Regions from separate parts of the Homo sapiens genome. Here region 2 is linked to region 1. A link is an interaction called in ENCODE POLR2A ChIA-PET data of the cell type or tissue named here. Cell type or tissue: MCF 10A. All regions are shown on one strand. Each heading gives the region's core, and the rest is flanking DNA. Links, peaks and the distances in the headings are about the cores only.

Region 1 (5,000 bases), core at 1-5,000:
GGGGAATTTCAGGTAGCTGCTGGTGGGGAGAGGCATTTGAGGTGGCTAAGGTAGGGAAAATATGGGCTACTTGGCCACTGCTTTTAAAGCAGTGTTTAAAACTCTGCTCTGTTCACGCAGGGCTCCCCAGTGAATAGAGTGTGCAACTGGGAAGCGACAGAGTGATTTTTTTTTTTTGGAGATGGACTTTCACTCTTGTTGCCCAGGCTGGAGTGCAGTGGCATGATCTCGGCTTACCACAATGTCTGTCTCCCAGGTTCAAGCAATTCTCCTGCCTCAGCCTCCTGAGTAGCTGGGATTACAGGCACCCACCACCAAACGCGGCTAATTTTTGTATTTTTAGTAGAGACGGGGTTTCTCCATGTTGGTCAGGCTGGTCTCAAACTCCTGACCTCAGGTGATCTGTCCGCCTCGGCCTCCCAAAGTGCTGGGATTACACACGTGAGCCACTGTGCCTGGCCACAACAGAGTGATTTTTTTAAAGAAAGTGATAGACAACAACCTACGTCATCTTTGGGGTCAAGCTATCAGAAATAGAGCCTCCCTTGCCCTCAGATGTCTCCGTGCTTAGCCTGGCAAAGCTATGAGTAAGTGTGGAGCTCATTACAGGAGCCGGAGACACTCTCTTGCTCTGCCTTGAGTCAGGCCGCCTGGTGTTGATGAGTCACCACCGCCTGCCCTGGCCCCCTGCCTACCAGGAGGCCACTACCGCCGGACATTTTTATTTTCCTTTGTGGGGAAAGAGTCTGACCTCTGTGCTCTGTGTCTCTATCCATATTCTGCCTGTCCCAGACAGAGGCAAAGGTTCTCTGCACAGCCCTCCTTTTTTCAGGGAAACTGTGGGGGTGAGGGGGCCAAAGAGGGGAATCTGAGCAGGTCTCAGGCATGCAGATAATACAGAGGTAGGAGCCTTTCGGGATTCGCAAGATGCTCAACCAGGCACCATCCATCACTGCCAAAAGCAGCTGTTATGCAAAGTAGCTTAATTGGCCTACAGGTTGGTTGAGTTTTAAACCCACGGATTGTACCAAGGCAAAGGAAATGAAAATATTTGACAGATTCTGGGTGGGGCTGTGTGGTTTACACAAACATAGAAGAAAAACATCTGGGGCTAGAATGGGCCTCAAACGACAAATGTTCAGATATATAGTAATATAATACACAAACATATATATAATATATATGTGCTTTGTGCGTGTGCGTGTGTGTAAGCTGAGAGGAAGCACGCAGAAATGCAAACATCAGCAGCTTTTGGATATCTATATCTATATATAGATATAGATCTATGGATATCCACTATATGTATCTGTAAATGTAATGTAATATGTTCAAAATACAATCCCATGGAAGGTTCCAGACAGAGGCTGGAGACTGAGCCGTCACCCTGGGATTGAAGACAACGTGACGGTTCATTCTCCAGAGTTACCTCACACCTGGATAAGTCACAGCCGGCTGTGGAGGTCATCACTGAGTTGTGTCACACAGGGAAAAATTCATTCATCCATTTCTTCGTAGAGTCTACAGTTGTTGTTTTGAGTGTCAGTTTAGCAATCAGAGGCCTGGCTTTGAATGGCTTCCCCAGGAATCTGGGAAACTTGGGTAACTTATTTAACTTCCTTGGGTCTCATTTTCCTAGTCTAGAAATTGGTGTCTATTTCTTGGTCTGGAGAGGATAAAATGAAGTCATAGAGGTGCCTGGCATATAACAGAACGTGGTTCATAATCATACATAATACGTAATCATGTATTACTTTTTTTGACACACTTCAGTTGAGCACATATTTTGCGCCAAGTCTTGTGCTAAACACCAAGGATATAGACTTGTTTGATTCATTCATTTCACAGATATTTGCTGAGCACCTACTACGTGCTTGACAGACACTGTGCTAGGCTCCCAGGCTGGCAAGGGAGACAGACATTCAAAAAACTACAAATAAGTAGTATAGGCAGCTCCTCCCTCGCTGACTGCCAAAGCTTTGAGATAAAGACATCAGGCAAGAAAGGGGCAAGAAAATGCACAAATACCAGAGGTATTCCTTTTCCCAAGTCTCCAATGTGGGAAGAATATAATTCCGGGACTACTGAGGAGGGGGTTTGAGTAGGCAGCAAGGGGTGATGTGGATATATGCATGTATGTGTGTCTGTGTGTGTGTGTGTGTCTGCACCCATTTCTGTGAGTGTGTAAAATGTCTGTGTATATGCGCCTGTCTGTGTATTTGCATGACTACACATGGAAGAGAGGCAGGTGTGTTTGCATGACTGTGTGTGTGTATTTGTGTGTGTGTATCTGTGAGTCTGCACGTGTGTCTCTGGGGATGTGTGGGTGTTTTGTGTGTTTCTATACACGTGTGCCTTTTGATATGTCTTTCAGTGTGTCTACCTGTCTGCGTGTCTCTCTGTGCCTGTGAGTGTGTGTTGGTGTGTCTGTGAAGGTCTATGTGGGTGTGCCTCTGTGGGTGTGTGGCATGACTTGTCTCCTTTTCTGTCCTCAGTCGTTTCTGTGGAGCTGATCTAGCTTGTCCTTCAGAACAAAGGGAACTGACAACGTCAGTGGCTTGGGCTTTATCTCCCAGCCTGCCATCCTGTCAGAGGAAATGAAATGTACTTGGCACAGTCTGCTCCTTATGATGTCATTCTGGCTGTGACCTGCACATTCCGCTCTCCTAGGTATTTGTCTTTTGATTGCTTAACGAATACCTGCCAAAGATCAAGAGAACACGAGTGTGGGTTTTTTTTTTTTAAAGAATCATAGCTGCGGCCGGGTGGCTCATGCCTGTAATCCCAGCACTTTGGGAGGCCGAGGCGGGCAGATCACGAGGTCATGAGATCGAGACCATCCTGGCTAAAACGGTGAAACCCCGTCTCTACTAAAAATACAAAAAAAATTAGCTGGGCGTAGTGGCGGGCGCCTGTAGTCCCAGCTACTCGGGAGGCTGAGGCAGGAGAACGGTGTGACCCCGGGAGGCGGAGCTTGCAGTGAGCCGAGATAGCGCCACTGCACTCCAGCCTGGGCGACAGAGCAAGACTGTCTCAAAAAAAAAAGAACAAAAAAAAAAATCATAGCTGCATGGAATGTTAGCTGTCCATTTTCTTTGCTGTGAACTTGGGAGCCATGGTAAAGAGACAGCTTTGGCTTTGCAGTGGTGAGAGCTCGGTTCAAGTCTCCAGTCTGCCCCTTCAAAAGCTGTGTGACCTTGGAGAAGACAGTTTAGCTCTCTGAGCCAAGATTCCTTACCTTATGAGAAGGTTCCTTGGAGGGGCAAATATAACAATAGATGAAAACGTTTTCAGAAATCCACAAAGTCCTTAAATCATAGGATGTCAAGGCAAGGGGGCCCAGAGGGAGGACCCTGGGCGCAGATGTCAGGGAGATGTGGGTTTGGGCCCTGACTTCTTCCTTTCCTCAACATACGACACTGAGCAAGTTCCTGGACCTCTCTGAGCCTCAGATTGTCCCTCTGTTAAATAGGATAGCATCATATATAAAGCACTAAGGCAATGTGCTGGCCAATGTGAGGGCCCCTAAAACGGGAGCTGTTAACATTTTTAATACTACAAAGGGGCTGACAGCAATATTAATGTCTGCCCACTTTCACACTTTCAGTGAGTGTAGCAAATTAAACCTCTGCAAGCGCAGGTATAATGAATGCATAGTGTGACAGCAGTGATTTACTATCTCTCGTTTTTACTATTTCAAGATGCAACCTCAGCAGAGTGTTCTTGGCATTACCGCATTCTTGGCAAGCACCTTGCGTTTCATCTAGAACTCAGAGGCTGTTCTAGTTGCAGAGAGGAGCTGAGAACAAGGTGGCCTCTGGCCTACAGTGGTCCAGGCCAGCTGGCTGGGTGGCAGACTTCCCTAGTACCTGTCCCCAGTCTCTCCAACTGGATCCTTTCTACATGACGTCTTCACCTTCAGCAAAACCTCAAATCCCCCTTGTCTTTGAAGATGCTGTTCCCCCTGCCTGGAATATCCTTGGCTGCCACTCGACCCTTCAGCCAATCTGGGCTTGGATCCAGGTTCCTGTGCCCAGGCTAAGGCAGATATCCCTGCTCTGTGTCCCCAGTGCACCCTGCATTCACCCCACTGTGCATGACGTCCAGGGCATTTGAACCGTCTGCTTCTGTGCCTGGCCGCCTCCCAGAGGGTGCCCTCCAGGAGGTCAGGGACAGGGTATCCAGCAGTCCTCGGTGGATGTTTGCAGAGCAAGCACACAGAGATCATTCGTTTTCTGCCCCCACACCCTCCAGCAATACCTTCACATATAAATATATTCAGTTCATCCGAACTAATTCTGACAACCATTTGGCTTAATAGAAGAGATTTCAGAGAGCTGTGCCTCCTCTGTGGCTGCTGATGTTGGTTTTGAAGCAGATGGGTCTGTCTCCCTGCATCTGCTTGTTTTCAACAACTGCACCACGCAGGCCAGAGGACAAAAGGTTCCCAAGTCCTTGAGTAGCTTCAGCCTGAGTGTCAGGTCTAGCATGTGGGTTTGCCGTGATGGCAGTGGGCATCCATGTGGCTTGACGGCCTCCGTTTTGGAGAGTGGTTGGCAAGTCAGGCTCTGGGATTGGACTGCCTGAGTTGCAAGCCTCAGTTCTGCCACTTGCTAGCCATATGATGTGGGTGAGGTATTGAGCCTCTTTGGGCCTCAGTCTAATCATCTGTAAAACGGGGATGTGTAATAGTACCTACTTGCCCTGCTGGTTTTTGTTGGAATTAAATGAGATCAGTTGCTGGTGTAGAAAGAATATTTAATGAAGTTTTGCTAGTGTTACTATTGTGTTGCATTTGTACCCAATGGTAGTATCAGACCAGGACCTCCACTCTGACTGTAACAGAGACTGAGCGTCTGGCTAGACACCCTGCCTCCATCCTGCCAGAGCTGGTTTCCCAGGGCTAGATGTTGGAATTACTCTACAATTTCAGATGGATCTTTTTATGATCATGAAGCACCCTCAAGGAGAGATAGATAGTTCCTCTGTGTCTGAGAAGGGTT
Region 2 (12,068 bases), core at 1-5,000, 58 kb before region 1:
TCTGGGGTATAATCGGATTGAGTTTCCTTGGCCAACAGGTTGGCTTTGTTCTCTTGTCCAGATTTTCATCCACTTGGCTCCCCAAGTTGCTGCTCGACCGCTCTCTGACCTGGATTCACTGAGGACACATCAGGCCTTTGCCACGGGCTCCATGGAGTGGCCGGAGCCCAGGGCTGGGTGAGTGTGGGGTGGGTCTGAAGGGGAGGACGTGCATCTAGAGGCCAGGCCAGCCCCTGCAGGATTTTCTGATGTCAAATCGCCTGTCCTGTGCCCGAGCCCTATCGCCTTAGCAGAATGAGGACACGTGCCTCCCCTGGGCCTCCCCACCGTGGCCTGAGTGAGTGTCTCTCCGGCTGCAGTGTTTGCAGTCAGCAGGTCAAGAGGGGACCCTCCTGCCCTGCTCCCATGGGGCTGCTGCTCCTTCTAGCAGTCCCAGCTTAACACCCACACTTCTTATACTGGTCCCAGGGCCCTCTATGGGTTAGGGTGTAGAAGGAGGTTGTGTTGGTTAAAAACACCAGGTGGAAATCTCTTTTCTCTGAATGCTGATGGAGTGCTGTTAGGGAGACAGTTCTTTTCAGTCTAGTTGGATCCTGGGTGAAGACTCAGGCCTCGCTCAAGAAGGGAGACCACCCATATGTGCTGTCACGTGTTTCCAGGGAGGAGGCTGGAAGTCCAAGATCAAGGTCCTAGTAGGTTTGGCCTCTGGTGAGGGCTCTCTTCATGGCCAGGAGCTTCTCCCACTCCTGGGCACAGATGGGCCCTGTTAGACTGTTGCCTTGCTCCCAATCAATCATGCCCCCTCCCACTGCCTCTGGGGTTGTGTCTGTGATGTCCTCTTCCTGGGGACAAATGCAGCTTCAGCTGCTATAGGCTGGGACTGTGGCCCTCCCTGCACCAGTCCCAGGGCCCAGCTTCCCCAGGCCACTAGCGTTGCTCCAGGAACAGTGTCCAAGTCAGTCCCGACTGCTAATAGAATCCCACGGACTGAGTGGCTTCAGGAACAGGAATTTATTTCTCACAGTTCTGGAAGTCCAAGATCAGGGTGCTGGCAGATTTGGCTCCTGGTAAGGGCTCTCTTCAGGCTTGCAGACAGCTGCCTTCTTGCTGTAACCTCACATGGTGGAGAGAAAACTCTGGTGTCTCTTCCTTTTCTTATAACGGCACTAATTCCATCATGGATCCCCCCACCCTCATGACCTCATTGAAACCTAATGACCTTTCAGAGGCCCCACTTCCTAATACTGTCACACTGGGGGTAGGGCTTCCACATACCAATTTGGAGACACACAAACATTTAGTCCATAAAAAATGGGCAGGTGGCCCAGACTAAGCTAATCACATCCTTTCCTGGGCCTGTCAGGAACCTTCTCTGGCTTTTGGTTTGTTTGTATTTTAAAATAGAAATAGGCAGATCTGTGAGAAGGTGAGGTGAGAGTTGCAGGCAGCCACCTACCTGCCCAGGGGAGGAGGCCCTTTTGCAATAGGAAAGAATGAAAACAGCACAAAGAGAGACGTGGAGGAGGAAGACGGAGAAGGAGGGGCGCTTTCGCCTCCCTGGACCCAGTGGGCCCTGAGATCTGCTTCTAACCTGTCTTTTCTCTATTGATTTTTGTCAGCTAATAAGTCTTTCTTTCTACATATATTCATTGAAGTTCCATTTGTTTTCCTTGCCAGTAAAAGAATGCTGACAACCTCAGGATTGGGCAAGGAGCTAGTCCTTTTCCCCTCTTGAGAGATGGGGTAGCAGAGTAGTAGGAGCAGAGCGGCCAGGCTGTCTGGATTTGAAGTTGTACGTGTTGGTCTGGGCAAAATTTTCAACTTCCTGCGCCTCAGTTTCTTATCTGTAAAGTGGGGTTAATAATAGTGCCCACCTCGTGCAGTCAGGGATGAGGATTAAGTGAGTTATATGTGTAAGGTGCTTTGCACACTGCCTGGTGTGCAGTCAGCTCAGCATCTGTGAGCTGATTTCCATCTCCCTTGGGTCTTGTGGCCTGTGAACACAGCCTTACTTGGCGCAAGTGCTGAAGGAAATGGAACGCACCCTGAGTGAGACAGCAGTACTCTCTTGTGACCCAGTTAGTAGCCAGCTGGCAGATTTCTGGTATTGCTCACTGCTGAGGGGCCGCTGGGTGCCTGATGAGTCCTGGGAAATGCCTGGGGCAGGGTGGCTGGCCTGGGCCTGTCTGCCCTGGGTTGCCCCTCCCAGAGCTCTCAGCATGGCAGCACTAAGGCCAGCTGGACCCTACTTGGGAGGATAGAGAAGTGGAAAGAACCCTGGGCCTGCAACCCAGCAGTTGTACACCGTGGTTTCCTAGAGGAACTCATGCACATGTGTCCTGGAGACCTGCAAGAGGACAGCACCATGGAGATGACCAGCAACTAATACCACCCAAAGGTCCACCAACAGGAGAATGGATACCCCAGCAGGGGTGCATGCATGCAACGGAACACACCACGTACTGGTGAGAGTGAATCAATGTCGGTCACACGCATCAACGCCGATGAGGCTGAGACTCGTAATATCAAATTTAGAATTGCAAGTAGCAGAAGGATCAAAGTTATATTTGTAATAAAGCTTAAACACAAGCAAATCGAGCACTGTATTGTTTAGGCACACATTCACATTTGGTAAAGACATAAAGCAAAGCAAGGGAACGAGACAAAAATGAAATCCCAGAGTAATCAGGTGGTCAGGTCTTGGGGGGTGGCGTGGAGTTGGGGAAGGGCATCAGAGTGGATCTCACCTCAGCTCCGACTGCTTTGGGAAGTTCTAGTTCTGACATGGAGTGGTGGGTTCACAGCTGTTTGATTGCTTGTTATGCTTTATAACAATATAAACTGCATATGTTCAGTTGAAATATTTCATAATAAAGGTTTTTTAAAAAAGAACATTGGGCTCATCTTTCCCATCAGATACAGGCATTTTTGTTTTGAATTTCTATTTCCTTTTTTTAATGAGCAAGGATCGTTTGCCTCTGAAAATATAAATTAAAAAAAAAAATAAGGCTGGGCACAGTGGCTCACGCCTGTCATCCTAGTACTTTGGGAGGCCGAGGTGGGTGGATCACTTGAAGTCAGGAGTTCGAGACCAGCCTGGGCAACATGGTGAAACCCCATCTCTACCAAAAATATAAAAAATTAGCCAGGCGTGGAGGCGTGCGTCTGTAATCCCAGCTACTTGGGAGGCTGAGGCAGGAGAATCGCTTGAACCCGGGGGGCAGAGGTTGCACGAGCCGACATTGTGTCACTGCACTCCAGCCTGGGTGACAGAGCGAGACTCCATCTCAAAAATAAATAAATTATTTAAATATTTTTTTAGAAAAAGCACTGGATTTGCAGTTGGGAGCACAAGACTTGGGGTTGCCCCTTCCCACAACCACTGTCATTGCTGGGACCTCTGCAGCCATCTCCTCCCGGCCTCCATCCTCACCCACTCCATTTCAGTCTCTGTTTGGCCCCCAGCTGAGTTATCTTTGTAACCATAAATGGCATTCGCTCATTTTACTGCTTCCTGAAGTCCAAGCCTGTTCTTTTCAACCATGTTTCTCCCTGTTCCTCTTCACCATTTGTATGTAGCCAGATGTAGAGTTCATGGAACCAAAAACCTGCCTTCTGCTTCTGTGTCTTTGCTCAAGCTGTACCTGGGAAAATAAGTCATCAGGTCTGAGCACCAGCGTCTGGGTCTCAGTGCTCAGCATGCAAAAGAGACTGGGTTTAGGCTCTGTCACTCACCATGAATTCTACACGGAATGACTTTTCTGTCCCTAAGTGATCCTTCCAGGCTCATTTCAGGCAACACCTCTTCCAGGAAGCCTTCCCTGATATCCAGCCTTTATTCTCACAGCTCCTCTGGTAATCCCTATCAAAGTACCCTGAGATTTCCACAGTACTTTGGAATTTTCTGTGTATGTGCCTCCTCCACTAGACTACCTACTCCCCAAAGGCAAAAACTGGGTCTTATTTTGTTTGTCTCAATAGCAACTGTACCAGCCGTGGCATGGTGGCACTCAAATGGTAACGCCCTGAGGGAAAGGTTTTGCCTGTTTTGCTCATCTATGTATTCTAAGTGCCTAGAACACTGCCTGGCATATGGTAGCTGTGCTGCAAATGGTTATCGAGTGAATGAATAAATGTTAACCTGTACTGAGTACTGAGTAAAGTTCTATTGCTTGGAAGCTGTGTGAGCTTTGGTGAGACACTTAACGTCTCTGAGCCTCCCTTTCTCCCTCTGTCAATGGGGAGATTAATAGTACTATTCTTGAAGGATCACCATGAGATTTGGCAGAAAGATGCATGTGACAGAGCCTAGAAAATGGCAGGTGCACAGCCCGCGCTGCTTCATATGGATTTAACCCTGGCCCCAGTGGCCTCAGGCAAATTCCCAGTGGCTCTGAGGTTGTCCATCTGAGCTCAGAGTCCCCGCTCAGCCTCCCTGGGTGGTCCATGGGAAAAGGGGGTCGCAGGTCTGTGCTCCTCCTCCTTAGCCACGGGCCAGTGACCCCTAGGGTCACCTCTGACTGCTGGGTCCGTGGATCTATTGTGCAGGGCCTGTTGGTGGCTGGGCAGCCTCACTGAGTCTCCAGAGCCCAGCTGGTCAGTGCAGCCAAGGTCATGGTCCTCATTCCTTGAATGGCTCTTTCTTTAAATTGACGCAAACTCTTCTTCAGCAGCCACAGGTAGCTCCTAACGCAGCCAGCTGTCTGAGCACTCTCTTAGGTCCCTTTGGGTCCTAAAATGCTAGAGAGGGGGCAGGATAGATGGAGGAGGTGTCACACAGACCTAGCTCCAGCGCTGCCTTCCCCAGCTTCTGGCTGTCTGACCTGACCTGGCTGTCTGACCTGTCTGCAAGTGACTTCACATCTCAGAGCCTCAGTCTCCAAGTCTGTTTTTTTCTGTTTTTTTGTTTTTGTGTGTTTGTTTGTTTTTTGAGACAGAGTCTTGCTCTGTCACCAAGGCTGGAGTGCAGTGGCACGATCTTGGCTCACTACAACCTCTGCCTCCTGGGTTCAAGCAATTCTCCTGCCTCAACCTCCCGAGTAGCTGGGATTAAAGGAACGTGCCACCAGTCCCAGCTAATTTTGGTATTTTTAGAGGAGACGGTTTTGTCATGTTGGCCAGGATGGTCTCAAACTCCTGATCTCATGTGATCCACCCGCCTCATCCTCCCAAAGTGCTGGGATTACAGGCGTGAGTCACCGTGCCCGGCCCAGTCTCCACATCTTGTAAGTGGGGAGATAAAACCTATCTAAGGGGGATATTATGAGGAGCAGAGAGAAGGCATGTCATTCTCCTAATTAATTGGCATTCACTAAAGAGTTATGTGATTATTAAATACATAATAAAATATAAAAATATAAGGTGCTCTAGTTATATAATCATGAGGTCTGAGGATGGTGATGACTGCACTTCAGTGGACTACCTTATGAGGGACTGACTGTCAAGAAGCTCTGTGCATGTGTGCTTGTGTGTGTGCATCTGTGTATTATATATATACATATACGGTATATAAATAGGCACTTTTATTATATAAGAAAATGATGTCACAGTAAAAATGCATAAATATTATTGAGCATGTTTGTATAAACGAGTGAACAAAGAGACATTTGGGATGCAAGACCAGTGGTATAATCTGCCCAAACACAAGCCCCGTTTTACTGTTGCTAATGCACAAAGAGAGGGCTGGCAGACATGGCCTGCATGCTCTGTACACCTGCCCATCTGCACCACACTCCCCCATGGTCTTGCTGTTGTTGCTGTGTTGGGCTCATCCCACCTCTCACACCAGGACCATAAAGGCTTTCTCAGTACTGCTGATTTCTCCCTCACAGCACTTGTCAGAGTTGACACATTGTGTTTATTTATAATTGTCAGTTTACGTGTCTCCTCTACCGGACTGATGGTCAGCCGCACTGAGGTCAGAGGTCCCATCTGATTTTACTCTCCATTTTCTCCCCAACACCCATTAGGGTGTGTGGTGCAGTGTAGATGCTTGATAAAATAATTGAACAAATCGATGGATGGTTGGATGGTCAGAGGGATGAATAGACGAGTGGTTGGATGAATAGATGGTGGTTGGATGGATAAATGGTGGAATGGATGGGTGGACAGATGGATGGAAGATGGGTGAATGGATGGAAGAGGGATGGATGAATAATTGAATGGATGGGTGGATGGGTGAGTAGACAGATGGATAGAAGATGGATAGATGGATGGATGGATGGATGGATGATGGTCAGATGGATGGATGGTTGGGTGGATGAAAGGATGGATGGGTGGTTGGATGAATATCATAGACTTTCCCTTAAGGAGCTTACCATCCATTTGGAGTCACAAGATCAAGACCCAGAAAATAGTCAGTGGTAACTCACGTCATTTTGCGGTCAAGGGTCCTGTGCCCCGTGACAGAAGGACCTATTCCTGTGAAAGGAATAGAAAGGGCCTTGTGGTTGACAAGGGTGGAGAGAGGCCCATGGTCATCTTCTTGAAGAATGGTCCTTGCTTCTATGAAGCAGGAAACATATTTCAAAAAACCCAAGGACAGCCTTTTATGAACAACCTCTCTATGTCTTTGCTGAAATTCAGTACTGCATCACTCAATTCCTCAAGCTTGTATTAGGCTGTCGTCATGCCAGATCCTGGGCCATGTTCTGAGGACACAGAGATGAGCCAGAGGGTCTCTGCCTGAGGCCTCAGAGTCTGGGGGAGACAGATCTGTAAACTGTGCAACCAGGCAGGCCACAGCAGAGGTGTGAGCAGAGGAGAAACAAAACAATCTAAACGCTTTGGTGGAGACAAGCAGTCAGACAAAGGGTGGGGAGGAGGTGGTGTTTAAACTGATTCCTGAAGGATCAGTGGGAGTAGCCCCCTCCCCAACTCCATCCTGATGAGAGAAGTTTTTCTGATAGAGAAAAAAAATGAGGGCAAGGAGAAAAACCGGGTGAGAGCTTCCTGGCTTTCGAGACTGAGTGCCAGTGCTGGTGGGGAGAAATGAGCAATGAGGCTGGGAAGTTAGGTGAGCCCTGCCTGGTTGGCCAAGGGCCTGGGCTTCCCTCTGAAGGTAATAGGGAGCTCTTGATGGGATTCACGCAGATGGGAGACCTGATCAAGCTTGAGGCAGGGTGGAAGAGGGACAGGAGAGGGCGAGTTGGAAGCAGGGAGGCTGGATGGGAGGCCATGGCAAGTTTGCAAGTTGGCACAGGTCTAAACAGAGGCAGTAGAATAGAAAGTCAAAGAGGAGAGGCCCCAAACATCTTAGGCAGGACATGCTTGTTTATTCATCTCTGAAAGTGAAAGGGAGGCAAGTACAGATTTAGTATGCCACTGTCCAGAGCGAATCGTAAGGGTACAGGGTTGGTGACTGACATTCCTGCTCCAAGAAACTCAAGAAACCTGACCTGTCCCCATCCCCCGCTCCCTGTAAATGTCTGTTTTTGGTTCCTCTTGCCCACCGGATGCAGAAAGGAGGGCCAGCCATGCAGAGCTGCAGCGAGGCAGAGCATAGGGCCAGGTTTCCACGATGTGGAGAGAAGGAGTGGCCCTGCGAGCAGGCGAGGGGGGTAGGGTGGGGAAAGGAAAAGGCATGGAAAACTGCAGACCATAACCCTTGGCAAGATCCAAAAGAAGAGGAATAGTGGAGGATGCAGAGAAAGGGACCACTACAGCCGTGGGCAGGAGTTTCTATTTCCAAATGGATGTGGGGAGGAAGATTTCAGAGGGAACATATTTGCCAGGAGAATTTTGAGAGAAATGACTCAGGGTTCCACAACAATAGCTAATAGGGCAGCAATGGATTGGAGAATGTATATATCTTTATGTTCTAAAACATTTTTTTAAGGAGACACTCTAAGGCCAGAATCGCAAGTGCATGTCTTTGTGGACAGAGCAGGTCACACAAATGAGGAAAGTGGACCACATATTCAAAACACAATAGCTCAAGCATGATAGCCAGCTGCAGGTGACACCAGGCTATAGTGTCCAGGAGACAATAGAGAGGGATAGGGACTGTGGCAAACTGGAGAGCACAGATCCACAAGGGCACAGCAGCAGGTCAGCTCCCACTACTGCCACCCTGTAGGAATACAGGGCTGGGTGGCCATGTTTTCTGATTTTTCAAAAAAATTCAGAAATTTTGATTTTTTCAGGAAACCTCCTGATATGTAAATAGTAGCAGCTAGTTCAGATTTTACCCTGTGTAATAAAACAAAACCATCCAGCCTGTGGGACTGCAGTGGGTCCCTCTGCTCCCCAGCAACCTTGCAATCAACTGAAAACCCACGTCACACAGGTCCTGCTGCCTTCACTCATGTCTGCGGCTTTTCCCCAGGGGGTCTGGAGAGAGAACAGGGCTGGGAGTCATTTGTGGCGTTAACTCCTGGTAGAGTTCCACCTCTAATGTGGGTCCTTGAGCAAACCCTGTAATGTTTCCAGGCCTCCGTTCCTCCACCTATATAATGGCGGCAAGATCTTGGCTCTTCCAGCCAAAAGTCTCTTCTTTTACAATTTTCCCAGATCACTACCACCTTCTGTTGATTGAGGTCCTCCTATCTGCCAGACCCTGTGTTACTCACTCTAAGTCCCTTGCCCAGGATCGCACAGCTATTGATGTTGCAGAGGCTGGATTCCAACTCACACCTGTCTGACTTCAAAGGCCTTTGACTTAGGTACTATATTGACTCCAGTGAAAGCAACTTATTAAATAATTCAGGTAATGCTCCAGGAAAGGGGAGTGTTTTCTATTGCTCTTCATGTACCACCCAAATTCTAAGAGATCCAAACAGTTAATTTTTGCAGCTGATGGGCCAGTATAGATTTTTTAGAGTTCCCTTCGACCTTATAAAAGGCAGAGGAGTAGAGGACTTAGCAAAAGGCCAGAGGAATCAACAACATGAGATGCACCAGGGGTCTCACCCAAGGCTTCAGACAGGCCTGGACTGGCCGACTAGGTGTCAGTCAGCAGAAGAGCAGAGGAAAGAACTCACCCCAGGAGAAAAGTGAGGTGCACGAGCATGTCAAGAACAGGGCCTCTGTTGGAGGGCAGGGGTGGCTGTTCATACAGCTCAGTGGCTGTTCCTTCCTTAAGTGCGGGGACTGGAGCAGAAAGCAGAAGGCCATTTGCATTAAAGTGTGCCACTCTGAGCACCCAGGCCTGTGTCCCCACAGACTGCCGTTCCTTCAGTTATTTCAAATGTCGCCTCTTTCTACTCAGCTGTTGAAGTCAAAAATCTGGCGTCATTCTTGACCTCTTCTTTTACCTCAAGTCTCAAATTCAGTCCATTGCCAAATTCTGTGACTCACCCCAAAATGTCTCACAGCTGTGTCATCTTCCCTCCTCTGCACTGTCCCGGCCGTGGCTGCTCTGCTGGTCTCCTCCTTCACCTTGCCCCTTTCCAGTATCTTTGTGACACAGCAGCTAGAGAAGTTTTTATACAATGCAGATCTGGCCCTGTCTCTCCTCTGCTTAAAAACCCTTTGGTGACTCCCTAGGGCACCATTAATAACGTTGCAAGCTTCCCTCCATGACCTACAAATCCTTCTGCTATCCCTCACACACTGTGCTCCCGCCACCCCTGCCCTCTTTTCAGTTCCTCAAATATGTCAAGTTCTTTCTGGCTTTGGAGTCCTACCAATGTGGATCTGAATCCCGGGTAACCTTGAGTAAGTGCTGTCACCTCTTTGAGCCCCATTCTGCTCATCTCTGAAATGGGTATAATTGTATAACTTATTTCAAGGCATCATCAGTATTGACTTTCTTGCTTTAAACTTACAATCCCATGGAAAATCCCACGGAACACTCTTTTGCTTTAAACCTACAATCCTATGGAAAACGGTGGAGAGAGAAGGATTAATGTCATCCACTGACAATTTCACCTTCATCACCTACTTAACAACGACAAAGTAAAAGACATTCATCCATTTTGGCTTCTGTTTAAATGAGTCATACAATGAAATATCAACCATTTTCACTTAAAAAATTACAGTCTACAACACTTTTTAAAAAATTTTGTGTCAATTACTCCCTTGTTTCTCTGTATACTTTTATGACCTATTTATGGATTTCTAAACAAAGTCTAGCTATTTTGTCTGGTTTTGGACTTTGTGCAAATGGAATCATACTCTCTGTGCTCTGTGACTTGCTTCCTATATTCACGTGAGGATCTGGGATTCACCCAAGCCCGTGCCTGCAGCAGCCACTTATTCATTGCCACTGCTTGCATCGTACTGCCCCGGAGGAAGGTAGCCCAGTTTTCTCACACATTCTACTCTCTGTAGACATTTGGGCTGTTCCTGGTTTTGCTATCTTGAATGATCTTGCTGTGCGCAGGCTGTGTGGGTCTCCTGGCACTGGAATGCTACAGTTCCTGGAGGGGACACACCTAGGAGTGCAGTGGTAGATCCCAGTGTGTGCGCATGTTCAGCTTGACTAGGAATCACCAACTGTTGCCAAAGGGCTCGCTCCACAAGGATTCTCCCACCAGCAGTGTCTGTTCTACCACATCCAACTGGGAAGAAAGGTGGAATGAGACGAATACGGAAAGATTACTTTTCATATATGTGTGTGGATAAGTGCATAAGTCTATGTAATTATCATATGTTTTATGCATTGTTATGAGTGTACGTGACTTCGTTAATTTCTGCAGAGGTTTAAACCATGTTTGCTCAAACCTCTGGGGTACCCCACTGTGGCTTTCATTCGCACGAATGACCAAGGTCTTGCTCAGCACCTTCAGTTCCTGCCTGGAGCCCACCAGGACCTCTGCTGAACCTCTGCTCAGACCCTCCAGGATATAGCCTGGGCTGACCGCAGTCTTGAACAAGTCCAGGAATGATGAAACCTGTTTTTCTAAGACAAATCCCCTAGAATGACATTCAAAGTCCTTCCTATGCTGAAATAACACCAGCTCCTGCACCGAAATAACACCAGCTCCTGCACCAAAATAACACAAGCTCCTGCACGGACCTCCTGGTTGCTCAGCGTTTCAGGCACGTTCTGCCTCTGCACATTCACCCTCAGAGGCCCTCTGGAGGGTCACCCTTCCCTGGATTTTCCTTCCCCAGGCTCCTCCATCCCTCAGTCTGTTCAGGTCTGTGCCCAAGATCTTCTCTGACCACCCTGTCCAGAAGACAGGCCACCACTCCTGGCTGTACCTCACCCTGCTCTGTTTTTCTTGTAAACATGACCTCCCAATGCCTTATACATGGATGTGTTCCTCTGTTCTCTGTGTTTCCACCAGAAGGTGAGTGCTTTGGGGTAGGGATGCATCTTTTCACCTGTTGGGTTAACTGTGCTCAGAGCTGTGCCCACCACATAGCAGATTCTCAAGATAGAATTGCTGAACCTATTTACGAGTGAAGGAGTCCACACCATGCTTTAAAACCTCGCTGTGAGAGATGGGTTCAGGAATGAGTTCTTTCCTTTTCATTTAAAAACAGTCCTTGGCCAGGCGCGGTTGCTCACACCTGTGATCCTAGCACTTTGGGAGGCTGAGGCTGGTGGATCACCTGAGATCAGGAGTTCGAGACCAGCCTGGCCAATATGGTGAAACTCTGTCTCTATGAAAAATACAGAAAATAAGCCGGATGTGGTGGTGTGTGCCTGTAATCCCAGCTACTCAGGAGGCTGAGGCATGAGAATCTCTTGAACCCGGGAGGCGGAGGTTGCAGTGAGCCTAGATTGCACCACTGCACTCTAGCCTGGGTGACAGCAAGACTCTCTTTCAAAGAAAAAAAAATAACAACTCCTTATTAAATTCCTCTGCAGAAATTAGTGAAGTAGCTTGCACTCATAACAATGCATAAAACATATGATAATCACATAGGTCTATGCATTTATACACACACATATATGAAAAGTAATCTCTCCATATTCATCTCATTCTACCTTTCTTTCCAGCAACTAATATTAGTTGTCCTCATATTCAGACACATACAAAAAATAGGGCTTCTTAGTTGATTTTTACCAAAAAAGTGGGATCCTACAGTATTCTGTATCTTGTTTTTCTCATTTAACAATTATGTGCTGGACATTAATCCAGATAACTGCATATGTAGAAAACTTTTTTTAACAG

The links. ChIA-PET counts read pairs that join two places held together with the same protein. Peaks named below come from ENCODE experiments on the same cell type or tissue, not always from the same donor. Only the 100,000 strongest peaks of a DNase experiment are listed, where the experiment ranks them.
Region 2: POLR2A ChIA-PET joins it to region 1 with 26 read pairs; 5 of 35 experiments call an interaction of 5 or more read pairs at or near these places.

The regions. Positions count from the first base shown.
Region 1 is chr5:173,763,974-173,768,973 of GRCh38, forward strand. All of the region lies in intron 1 of LOC124901138 (a long non-coding RNA gene), which reads right to left. Among named protein-coding and RNA genes, the nearest start is that of LINC01484, 20 kb to the left of the region's middle. In MCF 10A, for the core only: no CTCF peak of the experiment used is centred there; DNase peaks (open chromatin) are centred at 628, 2,638, 3,138 and 3,738.
Region 2 is chr5:173,705,529-173,717,596 of GRCh38, forward strand. It overlaps LINC01942 (long intergenic non-protein coding RNA 1942), which reads left to right. Exons shown (of 3, transcript NR_146727.1): 3 at 62-321. LINC01484 (long intergenic non-protein coding RNA 1484) reads right to left here. Exons shown (of 3, transcript NR_108027.1): 2 at 6,318-6,420; 3 at 2,071-2,347. It overlaps LOC107984118 (a long non-coding RNA gene), which reads right to left and starts at 9,435. Exons shown (of 2, transcript XR_007059059.1): 1 at 9,298-9,435; 2 at 2,545-4,740. RefSeq lists an enhancer at 1,697-2,197. In MCF 10A, for the core only: no CTCF peak of the experiment used is centred there; a DNase peak (open chromatin) is centred at 2,103.